Regions from separate parts of the Homo sapiens genome. Here region 1 is linked to region 2. A link is a loop called in an ENCODE intact Hi-C map of the cell type or tissue named here. Cell type or tissue: stomach. All regions are shown on one strand. Each heading gives the region's core, and the rest is flanking DNA. Links, peaks and the distances in the headings are about the cores only.

Region 1 (8,091 bases), core at 1,450-6,449, 240 kb after region 2:
GTTGTGAACTGTTTTATACCTAAATGTGCATTATTAAACCCATTTGTTGAACACATTGAAAGATCAAATATCTTCCTAACCCGACACTGGAAGATGTTTATTTGCCATTCTTCTCCTTCCCCTGCTCAGATCTTGGCTTCCTGGAATTCATCCACATTTGAGGGGCAAAAAATCATAGATGAAGAAATCAGAAAAACAGAATTTAAAATTTATAAACATATTTTAAACAAGATCATAAGAAATTCAAAATAGTATACATAATAGAAACAGCATGTGGGGAAGCATATAGAACAATGTGGTAAGTGACCATTTTTTACATTATCATAAACATCCTATACATTTGAAGAACGTAGAAAGCACAGTAGTCACCAGACTGTAAGAATCCGAAGGTAGCAAAAAGAATGCTCATGATCAGAATGGTTCGGGGGTGGTTTTATGCACCTTCTGCTTTTATAAGGATATAACTTTAGATATACTGTGTATTTAAGTAATATGTATTTAACTATTGCCCTTTAAAATATTACATATCCAATCAGGTTGTTTTTATTTCAGCTGGATTAATCTTATGTATGCCCAATTCCATATTCCAAACAACCCTAAAAACCTCAGTTAAAAAAAAAATCGCTGGAATGCTTCAATACTAGATTTGAAGATAATAGTAGCAGCTGGAGTAGAAGGAGCAGAAAGCTGCTTTCTACCCCAAAATAAAACATTCTTTCTCTTTGATGATTCTTTTTCTTTCTTTTCCAGTAACTCTACTTTTTTTTTAGAATTGTTTTGAAAGTAGCACATTCAGGTATAGATTCATTTATTCATTCATTCGATAAATATCTACTGGGTATCAACCCTGTGCCAGCTCTAGACTAAGCACTGGGACATGTTATAAGAAACTTTTAATGTGGCACTGGACTTCAGGAGAGATCTCAAGGCTAAAAATATAGGATTGGGGGTTAGGTAAATGGTGGTAATAGTGCCTTTAAGGCATATGGAAATGGAGAGAGTTAAGTGAAGAGACATCTGTATATTGAGGTGAAGAGGAGGGGAGGGTAGATGAGACCAGTTTGTAGTTGATTGCTTCAGAAAGTCGTTGCATGAATGGTATAGAAAAGATACAAAAGGCTTTGGGTAAGTGAGTAAGAATGATTGTAGAGCTGTTAGGGAGAATGTTCCCAGCAATGAATCAGAGGATTGTTGTTGGCGTTTCCAGCACAGTGGAAGCTAGCATCAGTATGTTATAGTGAGCCAGGGCAGTCCCAGGTTTTCTCCAGCAATGCTCATCAGCAAAAGCAGAAAAATTAGAGAGTGTGTATGATGTAAGTTTGCCCACTGATATGGTGGGTAATGAGAACTGAGACTCGGTGTTAGAAAGGATGATAAAAAGGGCTGAAAAGAAGAAACTAGAAGAACCTTCCTTTTTATAGAAAGTTAATGGATGCATTAAACTATGAGGGTTTTAGTGTTTATCGAACTTGGTGAGCAGAAAACAAAGAGGGAGATGGGAAGGTGGAGAGGTACAGTGGTAGAACCGTGATTGTGTGTGGAGAATGAATATTCTTAGCACTGGTAATAATTAAATTCAGCGAATGATCTTGCTGGTGCATCACTCAGGTTGGGTGGGGTTGGAGGATTACAGGTAGCAAGATTATGGGATTATATAGTTGAGGTATCTCATGGGTCCCTAGCATGAATTTTGAAGTTGTCAGAGGTCACGATGAAGAATAACGGTGTGGAGGAAAATCAAAAGCCACGTGCTGCATTAATTTAGAAAGTGGAAGTGGGTCTCATAGGAGTTCAGTAAACAGCAGCCATGGTGCCTTTAAGGTGGTAGAACAAAGAACCAGTGTAAATTTTAAATGAGAAGAAAGAAATGGACAATTTGGTAGTGAGTAGTTTAAAGGTTTAAAGTGTGGACTTGTGAATTACTGGAAGAAAAATCCCAAGAGGGCCAGAATTTATTTTGAAGACACTCATATACTCTATTCTAATCAGACAACCATATTTTTTTTTACCAGACTCATTTAAATCAATATTAATTGTTGTTGATTTGGTTATTCATCATTATAGATATTGTCTCTGGTAAGAAAAAGGTGTTATTTTATTCTGCCTTCATTCCTTTCTGGCAGTGTTTTGTAGTATTTCTTCATAGTTCCCGGCCTTAAAAAATGTCAGTTTGTGGGAGGATATACTTTTCCAAATATCAGATATCCTAAGTTTTTCATATATATCAAGACTGTGATCCAATTGGTAGAACCACTAAACTAGAGAGCATGTTATTTTTCAAATCATCTGTATCTAAAAAGAAAACACTGTATTCTTCCTAATATTTTCTCCCTGAATACCAACATTTATTTAATCTCACTCATGTAATCATACTCTTGGACTAGTTCTCCGAACTACCGTTATATTAACTATGTAAACTGTAACAGATACAATTATTAAATTACCTTTTGCATTAGAATAGAGAACATCCCTTTCTACGATTTTCTTGATGTATAAATAATGGCCTGATAACTTCACAGACACACTAGTATATTCACAGATACTCTGGTCATTGCAAAGCCGGTTCCTCACCCCTGTAGCTAAATAATTTCTATACAAAGCACACTGAATGCTATTTAAATCACAAGTCTCTTCCAAGAAATTTCTTCTCTTCCTAGAAAATTATTTAGTAGGGGCAGTATATGGCAGCAGTAAAGGTTAATGTTAACAAACCCCTGTCCTTTACAGTTAAGTGCTAAAAGGCAGGTGTTCTCACATTTATTATACTTCTATTGTGCTTTCCATCACTAATGTAACACTTATCTGAAAATCGATAATTTTGAAAGATTTCACAGCTGCAGTATTCTTTGTGCTTTATCACTAAGAACAAACAAACCCTATTCATTCAGTGGGATGAACTTATTACTTTTCAATCCTTATTTAAGTAAACCTGGTCTATGGAATTCCGAAGTAAGATATTACTGCTTTCCTACTTTCCTTCCTGCAGCGTTAATTCTCCTTTGGAAGACAGTCATCTTGCCTGCTGTATCCATCTCTTAGTCTAACTCTTGTTTGATATAAGATCAAAAGGCGTTCGTTTTCTGTATCAATTAGGCAGGCTGTCTTGTCTCAATGAGATTAAGTAGCCTCTGAAGAGAAGTGACACCAGGGAGGAGGTAGATGAGCTGATAATTAACATACAATATGGCTGTCTTAATTCTTTCGAAATGATAGTTTGCCTAGTCTGATGTCTTTCTTTTATAATTGTGTCCGTGGCTCATTTGTTCAGGGCAACCAAGCAGCACACACCAGACCTGATAATCAGTGGTTTGGGTTTCTAATAAAGCTGGAAGGACACATCAATTCCTTCCTAGGCTTGACATTTTTTTTTCGTACTAGGGAAAGGCCCTAATATTTTCTTGTTTCTTAGATTTTTTAAGGACATTCATGAAGTACCAGAATATTTTATTCCAAATAAATTATAAATGCAATACCCAGTATTAACTCCCAAGTTTCTTAAAGAAAATGTTATCAAAAGCAATTGTTGAGCCCCAGACAAAGCTATGTAAGCAGGGTATCAGTCCTTCTATAGGTAGACTCTGCCTAGAAGCCTGAGTTTTTATAGCCTGAGTTTTCCGCAGTCATATTTAACCATGTTTCTTGAGATAAGACTTTAATTATCTCATTACAGAAAGTGAAGCAGTGTTTTCAAAGGAGCAAACAAAACACTGGTATTTATTAACAACATTTTCTTTCAGTGTATTTCCTCTCACTTCACTTTCAGAGATTTTCTAGCCAGTTGCTTCTCTAAGAAAAGATTGTTAGGTACAAATTCCCTGAGTTTAGCTCCCTTGCCATCATCAGACTTCTAGGCTTAAACCTATTTTTATCTACTTCCTATTATCCCAGAGGCAACATTTCTACCCCTTTCCAAGTCTCAGCCTTCAATCTGTGCCCACACATTCTGGCTTCCTCCGCCATCCCCTGCTCTCGTGCTTTTTTTTCTGGCCGTATGTGTGCTCAAGACATTACAGAAGTTAAAACAAGTGATCCAAACAACCATTCTTTATCTAACCCAGCTTCTTTTCTTACTAGGTTAATGCCTTACATTTCTCCATCATCAAATTCTTAAGAAAGATATTTACATGACTTATTCTAATCATTAGTTCTATTCTCTTTGCAGTCCACCCCTGGCTGGTTTCTGCTTCCACCTGCTGATCTCACAGAGGTGAGGTGATAACAGTGATGAAACAAAATCTTCAAACCACAGCACAGTAAGAAGATGCCGAGTTTATATGTGGACACTGCTTTTGTGACTATGACTATTGTTGTGGGTTTCCTTGCTTTCCATCTCGCCAGTTCCCTTCTTGACATTGTACAGCTATTTCCTTTGTAATACAGAAACTCTCTTACAGAATATTTCCACAGCTGGCTTTCATCACTTCTTGATAGGTACCTAAATATTTCAGTTTTTTCCACTTTATTTTCCTTTAACAATAACTGCTGCCCAATTAAATAATTCATCTTTTCCCCTGTATAAGTATTTGTGGTACTGAATGAATGTTTATCAAGCACCATTTGGAATCTCCTATTTTCTCTGGCTTGGCTTTTTCACAGACTCTTGGTCTCAATTACACATGGCAGTTTGAATTAAGTGTATTTAACCATTTTAAAATTAAGAATGAGTTTAGAGTTTGTTTTAGAATTTTTTCTACCCCATAGAGATGATTGTGTGTAAATTAAAGACTAACTTTAAAATCCAAGAGTTTCTTTGTTGTATAATAGTTAGATCGTGCACATTTATAAATAACATTCAGAAGCGTGACACAGAAAAGCAAACATTATGCTTTAAAATGTTCACAAATGATAATAATAACAATGTTTATTTTCTGCTTACTATGAGGTAGGTGCATAACTAAGTTCTTTATGGGCATTAATTTATTTACTCTTTTCATCAGCCCTAGAAGTTTGGAATTTTATTATTCGTTCCAGAAAGGTTACAAAACTTGCCCTAGATAGCTCAAAACTGGTGAAGTTGGGATTCTCAAGTCTCACCCCTGCATCATATGCCATTCTGCCTCTCCAAGGATGTCTACACATCAGTGAGTTTGATAAAACAAATACTAACATGGCTTCTTGATTCTAAGATACTATCAAGTGTAAGCTGTACCACCTATTTAATATTATCTTTCCAGGATAAAGTGAATCACTACCAACAGTATGTGTGTGTGCGTATGTGTGTGTGTGTGTTATAGATATATCACACTATATTTAGTCTCTTGGTCTCAAATTATGATTTTTGGTATTGAGAACATGTATGTCTTAATTTTTTCATACAGATGGAAATTTTCAAATATTGAAATATATAAAATATTTAAGTATATACTTACTATATTATATACATAATGCATATTATGTATGTGGGGCAGTATATACCCAACATGCATATTATATATATAATATAGTAAGTATATACTTAAATATTTTATATATAACTAGAAACATAATATGCATTATGTATATAATATAGTAAGTATATACTTAAATATTTTATATTTATACATAATATGCATTATGTATATAATATATTATGTAATAATATGTAATTATATAATAATTATACTATGTAATAATATATGCTTAAGTGTATTATGTATTATACATAAATATAGAAATTAGTATCCCTTTCCTCTCATTTTACCCTCTATTTTAAGTCTTTATTCTACATAATGGTGAAAAAATTAATCTTGTTGATTTTAAGGGAGCTCAGTTTTTACAATTTTATTTTAAAATCCTCAATCAGGATTGATTTCTGCGCACTTTTCCTTAAGTTACATCTGAGTTTCTGGAGGTTTGTGCTAAATTTACGCAATAACCAGGAAGGGGATATTTGCTCTTCATTTGTCCTTGATCTTCCACTGGCATCTGCTGAGAGAGAAATTCCATATGGTTTTTGGTTGTCTGCCTCTATCCCTTTGGCCTATGTTAGGAGACCACAACCTTACAGAATTCCTGGTTATGAAGACTATAAACTACCTCCTCCTTTTTCCAACCATCAGGATTCTGGGATCTGATGGCCTCCTTTCAGTCACATATACACCTCTCTTTGGGGTACAGTGGCTGTCAGTTGTTCTCTGGTATCACACTGCGGGTGCTCGAGGCTACTCCTAAACTCCACCTCACTTAGCCCCTGGAACTTCATTCTGGTTTGAACCCTGGGGAGAAGTGGAGTAAGGCTCCTTCCTAGCTCTCTTATCTGCCCGTGGTATAACAACCAAGACCTCTCCTTGTAGGGGCAGAAAAACTCACCCTTTTATTGTTAGATACTACTCTTATCTCTATGGTATAAACTTTATGGACCAAGTTCTTCAGGGTTTTGGCTTTTTATATTCAGTGCCAAACTTTTAGTGCTCAAAACACTTCTTTTTCAAAAAACTGGGCTATCTGAAATCAAAAGCTCATTGGCTTTCAAGACTAAGTCCTCTGTTGTAAATTTTTTAAAAGCCTATTGCCTTCTTTGTTTTTCCTCATGATAACTTGTGCCCTGCTTTCTCTGGGACAAATAAATGTTCCCCAGAGGCTGTGAATGCTATTTGCTCTGGAGGTAGTGATCACCAAGACAACAGCAAAAAACTTGGTTAATATCTCCATATGTAATTCCTCCACATATATTAAAATATAAAAGTATATAACATATAAATATAATCATACAACATATATTAATATAAATAACTACAAAATTTATGATTTTATATATTATATATAATTTATGTGTAACAAGTATAGGTATATAATTTTTTCTGCCTTCTTATGTGAAGACAAGTGTTATCAGGAGAACCTGGACCGGGATAATGGCAATAAGAGTAGTGTTAAAAAAAAAAAAAGATACATACTAGAGATATGTCAAAGAAAGAGTGGTTGCAACTTAGCAATAATGTGAAGACATGGCACTGTCTACATTGGTGGGAATGTTTATATTAGAGAGACTAGACAGATTTTGGCAAACCACCTTACCTTTCTTTGCTATTACAGAAATGGCCTTGGAGGATAACGAACCTTAGAAACAGGTTTCAGAATTTTTCTATTCCTTAAAATCTGCTATGCTTTGAATGTTTGTCTCCTCTAAAACTCATGTTGAAATTTAACTGTTATTGTCACAGGCAATGATGAGACCATTTAAGAGGTTATTTGGCCAAAAGAACTTCGCCCTCATCAGTGGGATTGATGCCTTTATAAAAGAGAGGGTTTGGCCCCTTTTGCTTCTTTGTTCTTGAGCTCTTATGCCATGTGAAGAACAGCATTCCTCACTCCTGAAGGATGCTGCATTCAAGGCACCAGCTTGGAAGCAGAGACTGGGCCCTCATACCAAACATGCTGGCACCTTGATCTTGAACTGTCCAGCCTCCAGAACTGTGAGAAATAAATTTCTGCTCTTTATAAATTACCCAGTTTCAGGTATTCTGTGGTAGCAGCACAAAACAAAGACACAGCCACATTATACTCAACAAGTATTTATTGAGCATGTATTACATGAAAATCTTTGAATAAAGTGTTTCAAAGAATTCAGAGATGATTAAAACACATGCTTGAGCCGAAAGTCATAGAGTAGGGACTAAGTATATATTGTACTTCAAAGAATATAAAGGACGCTTCATAAAGCCCAAAAGTGCTTGATCAGAGAAGCGTTTTGTAAATTACAGAGACTTAGAATTTAGGGATCTTATTAGTAATAATATAATTATATTGGACTTCGAAGACATCAGGGAGCCAGCAAGGAATAAGCTCCCAAATTACAAAATAACTAAAGTTAGAACTAAATATGCAATCAAATTAGAAAAAAATGAAAAGTTATGATGTCAAGTATGACATGGTAAAGAGCAGTGACATAGGCAAGCTTACATCCTGCTGCTGGTGGTGTCTTGCCATCATTCTGGAAAATCATTTTTTACTCATGAGTCAAAATCCTTAAACAAGTTTGACCAAAGGAAATAATCTGCTAAATGTGCAGAAATGTATTTACAAAGGCTTTTATCACAACAAAATTAGGAAAAGTCCAGGTTAAATACCTTGTGTAGTATTATAATGGACATTTACCTACCTGAAATTGGCCAA
Region 2 (8,091 bases), core at 1,897-6,896:
GGAAATGCTGAGAAATAGAAAACATTTTGAAAAGCTGATTGGCACTTCATTAAGAAAATAAAAATCCCCAGAAAGGCTACTTGAGAAAAAAACGTGTAAAAATTGGACCCCTTCTGTTTTTACATTTCTGTTGCTTACAAAGGTCAGAAGATAGAGAGACCAAAGGATTATTTTTGGTTTATTTTCTGAAAAAGTACAAGATAGAAATGCTTGAGATATAGGGATGTATTAAAATTGGGTTGTGAATTGCATTGATATAGAAAGGGAGTAAATAAGAAATGAAAATGCTAGTTTCTCATGCTTTTGAGGAAAACAGCATTTCTAATTACTCTAAGGACTTACATTTCTTGGCACACTTTGGTAGCCTCAATAAGTTTTTCCACTGTGGAGATGGAACATGTAAATATCTTCCTAATTATATACCCAAATATACTTAATGGACATGATAAATGGTTTTGGGTAAGGTTCACAATTTTTCAAAAGTATTGGTGGCATAGGAAACACATGCCTTTTAAAAATTTATTTTTTCAATGAACGTTCTTAGGCATGTGTAAGAAGTATTGCTTCATGTGGTTGCCTCTTCCCTTGAAATGGGAAAAAAGTACAGGTAATTTAGTTTGCTTGGGACAGCTTCTCCATAACATTTGTTTTCGACCATATTAATCCCACAGTTACCAGATGACCTTAGTATAAATTTTTACAATATATTTGTTCATAAAGAATATATCCTTCAAAATATATATAGCTTTGAAACTACCCTTTAAATACCTTCATTTTCTCCAGAATTTCCTTTATCTATTGCCCACTGTTTTATGAATAATTTTTAAAGCCTTAGAAATCATACATCTTTATCTGTCACAATGTGAAACATGCATTCTTTTGAATTATATAAATATCTAAGAGTTTATAATAACATTCCAATATTTTCTTTCCAGGGTAAATATTCTGTAGTTTCTATACTAACATAATTAAGTAATTATGGTGGCATATTCACTTTTAACATTATTTTTTCCTAGACTCAACTATGCAATTAAAGCCTGCTTTTGGAAAATGTAAGACACTCTCATGTGCTTATCATAAGAATAGTCAAATTGTCACTTAAAAGAAAAGCAATATTTTAGAAGAATTTTAATATGTTTATGATATTAGGAAGCTTACATAATTTAATTTCCACAATGGAACAATAATGGCCATTACTGACTTTAATAGGCACCACTTGTAAAAGAAGCAGCTACAGTTTCTTAAACACTCACTTTAAATACATAATTTAAAGTTCAAAATGTTTGGTACTATTTAAGAGTTTTCTCATCAAGATGGATAGTACATTCTGGAGAGTCAAACTATACATTTCTCTATAGAAAAGAAACATGCTTTATTTAAGATAGGAACATCTCATGCCTTCTAAAGCTTTCATTTTTATTTAACACAATGCTGAGATTCTATTCTTAGGTGAATAATTTTCAACTATTTTTAGTAAGTCACCTGGGGCTAAATGAAAAGTCTGCCATTCACAGTGTGTGCTTCCTGAGAGAAAATCATGAGAATACAGGGGGCTGAAATGGCCCCAAGCTTTCTTCCAAAACAGGTTCTTTGCACCTTGAGTTCCCATCCACTTCAAAGGAGGGACAAAGTGGGAGGCTCCAACCCACTGGGTTCTTACAAGTGCTTAGAAATTGTATTTTTAAGATTAGGTCCTTTTTATTACCCTTTGCCATGGGATTTCTTATGAAAGCTAAATGGACAAGTTTCTCTTTTTCTCTTTTTATATGTAGGTTGTTTTGACTCCACCCTGTGCAACAGTTCCCAAAATGCCTGAGCCGCCAGAACCAAACATCAAACAGAAACTAGCAGGGACATTCTTGTACTGGTCCTACTATGAAATTCAAACATGATTTCAAATCTGTCACAATATTTTAACTTGCTATGAGCTGCTTCAGTGTAACCTTGGGGCAATATGCCCTTTTCAGTTCACCACTGCTTAGCTTTTGGCAAAGATGTTTGAAACCATATGTTACAGAAGAATAAGCTGTAGTCACTAAGTTCTTACTCTACTATCTGCTTCAAAATGCCCTAACGGCAAGACTGCTTGTGTTGGATCTGGATTTCAGAAATGGCGAATCTGGACATAAAATACATAAATCAAGAGAGTATTCACTCAAATGCAACAACTACACCGATGGAAGAACTGGGGACAGATTTTTACAAAGTTCAGAGAGGCTGAGATGCCCTTTCATTCTGTGTCATCAGAAGATAATCTGCCAACGATTGAATGCCAGAATGTTTGTGCTTTAATTTTTCTTCATAAGCACTGCCTAGAAATGAGTCAAAAGCAGATGCTAGGAATAAAAGTTGAGCTCTCTACTCATTTAAAATTCTAAAGAATGCTGAAAAATTCCAGTTCAGAACAGCTGCATTTTTCTTGAGTGAACTTATGAAAACACTTTTACAACAGCAAAAACTAAAGCTATGTTCACTCTAGCCATGAATACTAACCAAAAAGCTCAGATGAATCAGTGCAGTGAGTTTTTAAATTCAATTTGTAGGCCCTAGCAAAAATGTCTTTGTATTTTGACCCTCGATCAAAGGAAAGGCAGAACTCACTTTTCCATGTGAGACTTTGAGTAGACCTGACCTTGAATGCTGTGGATTCATTATATCTCAAGCATTTATAGTACTGACAACACCTAATCAATGTTGTCACAACGAAAGTAGAAAACATTTGTATGGCCCATCTCCTTTATTATCTTGCTCTAGAAAACAATGTTCCTGTTCCTCAAGCTACTGAATTAGAACAATGTTAAGTAGTACAGCAATTAAAAAAGAATAGTTCCCAACCCCAAAAGCTCTTCAGGAGAAACATCTCCTAGTTTTTTCTCTTGTTCAAGATAGTCATATATCACATTAAGCTGCAAAGAATTCAGTACAACTTAATAATGCATAAACATGATCTGAATTATTTTCTGAGTGCAGCAACCTCCATTCTTTGAAAATCCTAACCCTAAACATAATCTAACTGTTGCATGATCTAACTGTTGCATGCACTCTGAGTCAGAAAGCACAGGTGGCTAAACTTTCCAAAAGATACTTTCTGTGTCCTCTGGTTACTAGAGCCAACTGAGCACTAAACCACTTATAAGGCAGAGATGGTATGAAATATAAAGGACTGTAGAGAAAACAGTAAGAGAAAAAGGAAAAGCTGTTTACAATGCCCAGGCCAGGCTGGCTCTGTAGAGAGCAGGAGTGAGCACAAGGCACTAGAAATAAGCACAGCCTGGGGGATGGAGAAAAGATCATTTGATAGAGTAAATGTATGGCCCTAAAACATAGCTAAAGACATACCCTCAGGTAAAGACACTGAAAATATCTTCTATAAAAATGTAATTCACAAAGTAACAGTTTATAGCAATCTGTGTGCTGGTGATAAAACAAAACAAGATCCTACTCATTATTTAGGTAACAAAAGTAAACACCAGGTAGAAGGACTGCATTAGAGAACATATGTGACCCTGTTAGGTTTGCAGAATCGAGGCCATAAACCATAAGCTGAGACTGCGAATTTATGAAAGGTTCATTGAAAGCAAGCAAACAGGTGGTGCATGGGAACAGCTTAAGCAATCTGTTATTAGTTATACAATGGTAGCAATATATTTCAGAAGTGCCGGGAGATAGACAAGATGGATACTTTGCCAACAAGGCAGTGTGTGGCAGAAAGTACAGTGTAATAGATGAGGAAAATTTCAAGGCCACTCCTGTCTCTAGTTAGAGAGAACTACTCTCCAAACCAAAACAGGAAAGAGTTTCTGACAAATTCCTAAAAACAAAAACAAAATAACAACAACAAACAACAATAACAACAACAAAAAAAGGGAAGAAAGGAATTTCAAACCAGGAAATAAAGGCTTTCTATTCTTTTTTTTAAAATCTATCTGAGGTACACTCCCTAAACCTATAGCAAGTAATAAAAAGCTTACAGGCTATTTTCCAAAAGAAATGATAAAGCATGATGTCATACAGAAGGTTAAAATAGACTTACAACAAGTAAATTCAGCATTCTGAAGACTAAATAGAATGCATGCACATCTCTTAAAATATACTAGAATTTTTTCTCCTTTTTGCTGTGTGTATAAAACTTCATCTTTTACTGCTAGCAAATTTACTGCTTTTGGCCAGAAAAGAAATGCTGAGGACATGGGGTTAACTTTCTAATTTGAGAAGACTATTTTGGTGAATCACCTTCAGTGAACAAATGCCTGTTATTTACTGACCACCTTGAGTCTTTAAAATTGAATTATTCTTGTCGTTTACAAAAAGTAACACTTTAAAAGATCACAGAATCTCTCACATACACACACACACACACACACACACACACACACATGCACACACACACTCAAAAGTACCAAATCAGGCCCGGCAGCTGCAGAGAGATTACATCATAACTCAGCTGTGCCTGGATTACCCACTCCACACTGGCAGCATTCAAGGTTAGAAAAATCAAATGGCAGCACAATTGGTCAGCAGCTTCTCTTCTTCTGGAATTTTTCCAGGTTCTTGAAACAAACAGACAAACAAACAAACAAATGAACATAAAGCTGCAATCACTCTTGCATTGATTTCAAAACAGTAAACTAGGCGGTTTCCTTGGAGAAGCAGAGCCTGTCCAGAAGACAGCAGCTGGAAGGCCTCCAGATAGCAATCCTCCACAGCTCTGTAGGGCTTGCTGAGGGGGACCCATAAGCCACCAAGGGTGTTCTCCGCAGGATCAGCTTAAGGCGGCTGCTGAGGCCTCAGGCTGTATTCAGCTCCGAGGTGTTCTGGCTGGGCGGCAGGTGGGAATCCAGGTTTTCTTTGCACCTTTCCAGGTCCTGGAAGTATGGGTGAGACAGGGCACTGTAGGCAGATATTCTTTTGGCTGGGTTAAATGTCAAACACTTCTGTAATAAAGAAAAAAATAATTGGTTGATATACAATACATCAATGTAAATAATGTACTTACAGAGTTATCCCTTTATTCACTGTCATATGTTAAGCGCATCTACAGTGGGAATGAGTATTTATTTAAAGGGACACTAAATAATATGGAGACAGTACTCATATATATCCCTAATGTATAAAATGTCCCTCAGGAGAAGACCCTTTTGGGTGCCTATGGACTGTTTCCTGCCCAGGATTTCTCACTAAGCCATTAAAGTATGCATATAACTTTATTTAGTAATTCTTCCAGTGCTAGCAAACTTAGTGCTACAGTCGGAGACTTCACCGTAACTTATTATCCTGCCTCAAGGCTACACCACTCAGAGGCAGGGCTATCTTCCTTTTAATTAATACCAAGGTGCCACATGGCTAGCAGTAGCTCTCTCAGGGGACCATTAGATTCAGTTCGAGTCACTAAACTCTATTCCAGGCTGACAGCTCAAGTGTAGGGCTACCAAGGTGAATGAGCTGGTGCCTGCGCTTAAGAAGCTCCTGGTCCTAGTCAAGTGGTTTGGGCAGTTTGGCTGAGCTACTGAGGTAGAAGGTGAAAGGAGGGAAAGGGAAACCTTTGCAGTAGCAGCAATCTCTATTCCCAAACTGTCCATACCTAAATTAGTTAGAATGTGTCCCTAATTTCAGTCTCATTTCCACCCCTACCTCAGGTAATCTTGTTACTCAAATCCTCCTCCTCTCCTTCCATCAACGCCTCCTGCTGGGTGCCTAGCAGGTGGCAAGCACTAATTAGTGATGAGTAAGACCTCCTCATTGCCACAGGAGCTCACAAGTAGCAGGGAAGCCACACTGGCTTCTCCATCCTAAAGTGAACTGGGTATATGAAATGTCTATGCATTCCAGTCTTCTATGTAATTTACAGACTTCACATTATCATGGTTAATGGAAGACCTCTTCCACTTAAGAGGTCTGCATAACCATGATATTAATAGGACTCCTGCTCACAGTCCTAGTCAGGTTCCAACTGGATTAGGGACCTCTCTAATATTCTATCGAAGGCTACTGACCTAGAAAAACAAATACAAACAGAAAGTTCTATGTGTAATTTCAGGCAAATTCTTGGGTCCTCTGAAATCTGATTTATCCTGAGATCCCCATCAGTCCATGGTTGCTAGCCTCCCTATAGGATCTTCTGAACATCAAGAGCTAAAGGGCAAGTGGAAGAAAGAGCTTGTCTGTAGAAAGGTTCCAACTGTCTCTAACAGCAAGAAACATCTCTAGAAAAGCTTTGCAAGGGCTGAATTCCCAAAGGACCGGAAAGCAGGGGCAAAATTCCTGAGCCTGAGTTCTCTTTTCCCAGAGCCCAAGAAGGAGAAAATTAGGTAGTGGCATTTAATCTCCAGGACATAGGAAAGAAGAGAAAAGAGCTGTGGGAATACATTCACAATACAGAGACATGTCTCTAGAGGATTATGTGAGAGGAAGCCCTTTCCTCACAGCTACACTGATGGCTTAAAGCTGGGAAGAGGGTGGAGAGAAGGAGAACACCTTAGCCAAATGTGGGGGTGTGGGAGAATCTCACGTTGGAAGTCTTAATACATTTTGTCCTATAGAAATATGGTTAAAAAAAAGGTGTTTAAGTTCTATTATTGCTCTACTTCAGGAACAAGGTTGCCAGGTTGAGGGTTAATTAAAAAACTTTGTGTTAATAATATTGTTTCTGCAAGAAAATTTAGTTTAATTGCCAAATAGTTTACTTATAAAATGAGCTTTTGGAATCACAACTTAGTCAAGAGTTGGATACTATGGTAGATTGGATAACTTTTAGTACATATTCCCTCTTTTCTCTCCCCTCTCACCATAGGGGGAGCATTCTTTCCTCCATTCAAGTTGGCCTTAGGCATGGAACTTGCTTTGGCCAATGGAACATGGGCAGAGTGGCGGGTACTTCTTCCAAGTATGGACCTTCAGGGGCATTGCATATTTCTGCTTGCCCTTCTGGAGCATCGATACCTTCTATCATGAGAAAAACATGCCCCAGGGAGCTGCTGCCTCTCTGGCATGGGCCCCAGCATGAGACACATGGAGAAGACCTGTGCTTCACCCACGGGCAGAAGCAGATATCAAAGGCTGTTAATTCAGGAGGTAAAGCAGACACTCATTACTCACTGGGTTTCAGACATCAAGAACAGCCCAACAGGTACACTTTTCTACCTATTGTTCTGGCCTCCAAGTATAGGAAATTATGTATATGGTTGAGCATTAAGAGTCTCAGAGCACAGAAGTCCTTATTTTCAGTGAGGTATTTTATATGTCCCTGGCACACTAAATACTTATTAAATAAATCAGCAACTAGAAGAAGTATTGCTATATAGTTCTTTTGGAAAAACATCTCCCCAAAGTTGTGAATGTTTAAGAAAAGGCACGTTAAAATGACAAACAAATTACTTAAAGTAGCATGAAACTGTAAGAAAGGAAACATAATATTTACTTCTAAAGAAACATATGTCAAAGTGAATCGAGAGGCTTCTAAACCTGCATTGAAATAAACATTCAAAGATGGCAGATTTAAAAAAATGTGGATCAGAAAGACATTCCAGAATCAAAAGCCACCAGCTGCTACAAGTGTGAAAATGAAACCTCTGGAGGGACTGTTGCCTCCTGCTCCATGTGGCTGTGGCATGTGATGCCTATAGCAGCTACTGAACTGATATTTGTGCCCACCACCCAGTCTGGGTAGAGCAGGTGTCTCACTGGCACAGTGCAGACGAGCTTGACATCAGAAAAACTTACCAGAAGTAGGTCTTTGCCTAGTTCATCGATATCTGTTACAAACTTCTCAATTGGTTGGGCAGATTTTGAATGAAAAGCCTGCCTGGGAAGGGCAACATCTCTAGGCCAGTCTTCTTCTCCTGGGAGTCCAATCACGCTACAAAAGAACCACACATGGACATAAGCATTAGCTACTATGCAGAAGCTGTTTTCTCATCAATTTCCAGAGAAAGGCAAAATCTAAGGGGGAGACATGGGGGGCAGAGTCCCAGGAGACCTTCACTTTATCACTGGCAGGGTCTCTGTTTATCTCTGTCCTACTGCAATATGGTGGCCATGGGGGAGAGGGTAATCTCACAGAAGAATTGTAAAATTCAGTGGGAGGAGATAAGA

Evidence for each region. Peaks named below come from ENCODE experiments on the same cell type or tissue, not always from the same donor. Only the 100,000 strongest peaks of a DNase experiment are listed, where the experiment ranks them.
Region 1: it touches region 2 in a loop (2.6-fold over the local background); 6 of 110 quality-filtered maps call a loop at or near these places.

The regions. Positions count from the first base shown.
Region 1 is chr7:92,850,747-92,858,837 of GRCh38, forward strand. All of the region lies in intron 1 of CDK6-AS1 (CDK6 antisense RNA 1), which reads left to right. Among named protein-coding and RNA genes, the nearest start is that of CDK6, 18 kb to the left of the region's middle. In stomach, for the core only: no CTCF peak of the experiment used is centred there; no DNase peak of the experiment used is centred there; H3K27ac peaks cover 492 bases.
Region 2 is chr7:92,610,353-92,618,443 of GRCh38, forward strand. CDK6 (cyclin dependent kinase 6) reads right to left here. Exons shown (of 8, transcript NM_001145306.2): 7 at 7,720-7,855; 8 at 1-4,934. The coding sequence ends at 4,788. Among named protein-coding and RNA genes, the nearest start is that of FAM133B, 24 kb to the left of the region's middle. In stomach, for the core only: no CTCF peak of the experiment used is centred there; DNase peaks (open chromatin) are centred at 4,439 and 4,669; H3K27ac peaks cover 437 bases.